Regions from separate parts of the Homo sapiens genome. Here region 2 is linked to region 1. A link is a loop called in an ENCODE intact Hi-C map of the cell type or tissue named here. Cell type or tissue: MCF 10A. All regions are shown on one strand. Links, peaks and the distances in the headings refer to the core of each region. The heading gives the core; the rest is flanking DNA. Region 1 overlaps IL16 (interleukin 16). Region 2 overlaps LINC01418 (long intergenic non-protein coding RNA 1418).

Evidence for each region. Hi-C counts contacts between places; a loop is a spot of excess contacts. Peaks named below come from ENCODE experiments on the same cell type or tissue, not always from the same donor. Only the 100,000 strongest peaks of a DNase experiment are listed, where the experiment ranks them.
Region 2: a loop joins it to region 1, with 5 times the contacts of the local background. A loop is called at or near these places in 3 of 110 quality-filtered maps.

Annotation. Positions count from the first base shown.
Region 1 is chr15:81,273,712-81,276,512 of GRCh38, reverse strand. The region is part of intron 6 of IL16 (interleukin 16); the gene reads right to left. Among named protein-coding and RNA genes, the nearest start is that of STARD5, 49 kb to the left of the region's middle. RefSeq lists enhancers at 1,131-1,425, 1,151-1,445. In MCF 10A, for the core only: a CTCF peak has its summit at 1,293 (motif pointing left); a DNase peak (open chromatin) is centred at 1,282.
Region 2 is chr15:81,938,491-81,941,291 of GRCh38, reverse strand. The region is part of intron 3 of LINC01418 (long intergenic non-protein coding RNA 1418); the gene reads left to right. Among named protein-coding and RNA genes, the nearest start is that of LINC01418, 27 kb to the left of the region's middle. In MCF 10A, for the core only: a CTCF peak has its summit at 1,518 (motif pointing right); a DNase peak (open chromatin) is centred at 1,511.

The sequences.
Region 1 (2,801 bases), core at 263-2,762:
AGGCTGTGTGCAGGTTCTCAGAGCCTCACATGGACCCAAGGCTCTGTCCCCTCTGCCCATGTGGGCATTCAAATCTGAGTTCCAGCCCTTAAGGTCTATAAGCATCCAGCAGCCCTCCCCGCCACATCATCAACCCCTGAGTCTGCCATTCTTAGATTTAAAGTTGTTTCTTTGTTTCTTAGCAGCTGGGCATTTCCACGTCTTTATTTTGATTTTGGATGTGCTATATTATTTCACAAGTCTACGTATTGGAAACAGGGGCTGGAGGCAGGGTGGGGAGAGTATTCAGATCAGTTCCGTCTGTTAGGTTGCTGGAGCCAAAGTGAAAAATAAAAGGAACCAGTCCTTGTCATTGTGAGACTCCAAGTCTGGGAAGGAAAATAGATACATTTAAAACATCAGAATATAATTACATGTGTGCTGAAAGAAGGATAGACAACAAAAATTCAGAATGTCCATTCTTAATTACCTAAGGGGCTAGACTTCTCTTTAAGTTATTAGAATGTCCATCTTACTGGGGCCACACAGCCCAGCTCTGGGCTTTTTGGAATGTCCTGTCCTTATTTGGCTATATCTGGTAAAAGCTGGCTGATTAGGTTTTGCCAAATAAATCTTACACAATAGTTTCTTGGAAGGGGAATAAAAGTAAAACATTAGTAGCCTTGATCTGTACACCAAACTTTTGTTGCAACTAATGTATTTGCCCTGAATTCAAGATTCAAATATTTACTTTTAAAAGAAGTTACAAAAGATGATTTGGTCAATGTTTGAGGCTAGAATCAGGGATCATATACTAGCTGAGAGTCTTGACTCATTGAAATCTTCAATTTTTATGATTGCTGTTAATTAAGGGAGGCAAATGCTCAGAAAAAATAAAAAGTTTGGCTTGGGCAGGCTTACATTCAGGAAAGAGAACAAAACACAATATTCTCTTTTCTTGCCACTTCAACCCTTCCCCCACCCCTTTGTTTAAACACAGAAAAGTACAAAAGATAATAAAACACATGATGGCACACTCCCAATTCTGATCCCACTGTTCTTTTTTCCTCTCTTTGACATTTCCTCTCCACCACCCTCTTGATTTAGCTATTCCCCTAGAACGGCATCTGGGCCCTCCCCTCCCCTCCCCTCCCCTCCCCTCCCCTCCCCCCCCTCCTCCCCCGTCAACTGCTTGGTAACTTCAGCTGTTTTTCTAATGTCCATGCTCCCCAAATGTCTGCATTCACTTCTAACTCCCTGAACGGAGAGAGAACGGATGTCATTTCCCTGCTGGACAGCGCCATCTCGTGGTCATCCAGGGACATCGCTCTCCCTTCTGCCACTCAAACCTACACATCCTGGTTTGCCTTCCTTTTCCTCCTCCTCCTCCAGTGCCTCTTACTCTATATAAGGCAATGTCTTTCTCTAGTTTACTAAGACCAGAAACCTTCCAGTTCTCTCTGACCCGCCCCGCCCTTTGCGACCTCTGCTCAGGCTCTGTCACTTCTCTCATCTGCTCCCTTCTCCTCCCAGGGTTACCGCCTCTGTGCAGTCCTTGGAGCTGGAGCCTGGGGCTCACAATGGCCCACTTCATCCTACACTCTGCTTCCTGAAGCCTCTGAAAACCCTGGTCACAGCAGGTCCCTCCCATAGTATAAAAACCTTCAAAGGCTCGCCATTGCCCACACCCTAAAATCTGTATGTGTAATTCTGCATAGTGCTCGGGTTGATAAACTTTTTCTGTAAAGACCCAGATGGTAAAAGTTTTAACCTTTGTGAGCTGCAACCACTCCACACTATGCTGTAACATAAAATCCATTTCTATGTGAACAGAAAACCACTTTCTCCCTTTCTTTCAATTTGTTCAATACACAAACAGGGAGCACTTTCTCTGAATTCAACATTACACCAAGCAACTCAGATATAAATACTATGTTTACACTGACTTCTGGACCTGGTCGTTACTGATGAATCTGCTGTCACCTAATCATGGTTCCATTGTATATGATCCATCCTTTTTCTCTGGTTTCTTTTTCTAGCTGGGCACTGTGGCTCACACCTCTAATCCCAGCACTTTGTGAGGCTGAGATGGGGGCACCCTGCTGAGATGAAAGCAGCCCTGGATGACAGGTACGTGGATGAGCGTGCTCGAGTCCCCAGAAGGCTTTTTTATGGATACTAAAATTTGGATTTCATTTCATTTCCACATATCATAAAATAATCAAAAACACTTTTAAATTTTCAACCATTTAGAAATGTAATAACCTTTCTTTGTTCATGAGACATTGAAAACAGGCGGTGGGCCAGATTTGGCCCACAGACTGTAGTGTGCCTACCCTGCCCTAAGCAAGTTAGATGATTAAAGGTGGTTAGGCTCCCAGCATAGCTTATAGAAAGCGAGCTGACAGAGAAGAGTGAAAATGCTATGAAGTCACTTCTCTTCAGACCTCTGGTGTATGGCCCAGTCCTTGGCCTGCAGTGGGTACTCTCTGCCCTGTGACTTCCAGCCCCTGAACTTTGCCTCCTGAGTTGAAACCTGGCAATTTCTTTGGGCCAAACCTGTTGCTCAATAATCCATGAATGACTTTAGGGTGGAGGTGGGGGTGGGGGGAACCCTGACTCTACAGGACAAGAAGACAGGCAGCTCTGTTTCCCTGGCCCCTCACTCCCAGGATGGATGAGGCTTCTGTCTTGTGAGGATATGAAAGAGTTGAGAGGGGGTGGGTTGATGGAAGAAAGGTGGGTGGGGAGTGGAAGAGAGGGTCCCTGTGGCAGATCATGAGCTCTTCAGGAATCATGCCTGATTGTTTCTATCTGTATTC
Region 2 (2,801 bases), core at 23-2,522, 670 kb before region 1:
GTCACTAACAGTCTGTCAAAATTGTGCACTCTGAAATGGACATCACAGGATTGGAATTTGCTAGGATGTATATGCCAAATGTATTATAGGTATGTGGCAGTTTAGAAAAACTTCAAGAAATTTACATGACTCAGAATGCTACTTCTTGTGTTTGCGTCAGACAACATGCCTTTTTTTTTTAAAAAAAACATAGGCATGTTAGAGAGTGCATGCTTCATCATTTAAATGCCAGACTAGTTTCATGCATTATTCTTTAAAGTTGCTAATCCTGTAGATTTCCCATTAGCAGATTTACATAAGTGCACCTCTCCTGAATGAATATGTTAGCTCATGTTGCATTATAAAGCCCCTTTATCTGACAGTTGCACCTGTCATGGGGTATCCTCAATTTACTTAGTTGAAGATATTTTTCTGAGGTCATTTGTTTTTCTTTCTAGGGTTAAAGGTTCTGCACAATTTTTCCTTTTCCTTCACATCTGCAAAGGTTCTTAGAATGCCTACAAATGAACACTACATGCTCTGTTTTAAAGTCTTAGGTGATTTCTCCCCTGGGGCATATACATTTACTTCTTAAGGTCTTGTAATTCACTTGAAAATGCACATTTACTCACACCAATAAAATTTTCTTCCAGCTATATATTTTCCTGCATTACATCATCTCATTAAGCACCAGAATCACCCAGGCTTGGATTTCCCCCAAAGATTGTGGGAAATTTGTGACTGGCTCCATGAAATGAGCTCTTATTCTGTGATGGTCTAAAAATAGTTGCACCAAACCACAAAAACATATTGCCAGTGGCTTAGATTAATGCCTTTCTTCTGTGATCAGGAGCTATTAGGTGATGGTGTGGGAAGGAGGCTCAGAGATCACCTGGGCAAGATTTTTAATTTACAGATAAGAAAATTGAGTCTCTGACAAGTGAAGTGAATTGCTTATGGTCCACAGTGAGTTCTTGTCACCTCCAGCACTGGAACTCACATTTCTGGATTCCCTACTTTGAAGAAAAAATATCCAACTTGGATGCTTGGAAGATAGGAGAGCAAGAGGGTTGAAATCCTGCAGATCTGGATTAAAATTCCAACTTGATCACTTAGCTATGTTGACCTTGGGAAACTTCAACATATCTATGTCTATTCATCTCTAAAATGGGTATAATAGTAGTAGACTCCTTAGAGAATTGTTATGACAACTAAATGACATAATCCATGCAAAGGTATTAATGCAATGTCTGACATGTAGTAACTGCTCAATGATTGGCAGGTAATCATTTTAACTATTTTTATATATAAAAAGAATAGGATAAAGACAAAATGTTTACATTACTCAGATGAAGCTATCTGAGTAAGAAGTGATTGCTTTCCATAAGTAGAAACAAATATTGGGTGGGTGTGGGGAAATCTAACGAAAGTTTTTGTTGTCATCATGCTATTTTAAGTTGACTGTACACGCTTGAAGTTGAGTCACGCTCACAATAATTTATCCTGCAATTAGGGAAGGGTGCCACTAGGTGGCAGTAGTTTCTTAGTCATGGTTGTATAATTTTGGTCACCAAAAGGATGATAAAAGGAGACGTAATTGGAACATGTTTCAATTCATACACATTTTAAAGTCGACCTCATCACCACTACATACTCACATTTATTAAAATACTGTAATTGACAGGCCTTTGAAGTCAGATATACTTGAGTTTGAAATCCTTCCACTTTTTAGATCAATGTGGGCAAGTACTTGTATAAACACTACCCAGATTAATAAATAAAATATTACCAACACCCCAGATGCCTTTTCCACTATTAATGGACATTTGGATCATTCCCAATTTTGGCTATTAAAATAATGATACTAGGAATATTCTTATAATGTATTTTGGTGTATATATGTATGCGATTTCTTTGGATATGTGTATAGGAATAGAACTGATGGGTCATAGGGTAGGCATACCTGTAGCTTTAGTACATACTGGCATAGTTTTCTGAAGTGGCTGTATCACTTTCTACTTCTACCAGGTGTCTATGAAAGTTCCATTTGCCCAACATCTTTGTCTGTAAGTGGTATTGTTACATGAAATTTTTAAACATGATCTAGCAGATGTATAGAGATGTCTCATTGTGTTCTTAACATGTATTTCTCTGATGACTAATAATGTAGAGAAACTTTTCATGGATTTTGGCCATTTGGATATGCTCTTTTGTGAAGTTCCTGTTCAAGACCGTTGCCTAGGGTTGAACATGTTGTCTCTCATTTTAAAGATTGATAGGTAGGAGTTCTTTATACGTGCTGCATGAAAATCCTCTTCTCCCACTCAGTCGCTTGCCTTTCACTCTCTTAATGGTGTCTTGATAAATAGACAGTCTTCATTTAATGAAGCTCAATTTGCCAATCTTTTCCTTTATGTTTGTGTGTGTGTGTGTGTGTGTGTGTTTTAAAAGAAACATTGGCCTACGCCAAGGTTATGAAGATCAGTCGCTGAGGCTGGGGATAGCCTGGCACTAATTGGCTTAGGCCAATTACCTGGTTAACCCCTGTGGTAGGGAGATGGGATGACCCTGATTGGATTAGACCAATCAGGATTCACCTGGGGCACTAGTGTTAGGTCAATGTTCCTCAAAGCACAAGGGCTCTGTGAGGGAGCTGGAGGATTTGAACAAAAATTGGGTGCCGTTAAGATGGGAGAGAGGTGAGTGGATGCTGAGTGGCTCACCACCAAAGCACCTCGCAATTCTATGCACCAAGTAGATTGGAGTCCAGAGGAAAGGAAAATGAATGACCTTCAAGTGTTTCCCCAAAGAACACTCCAGAA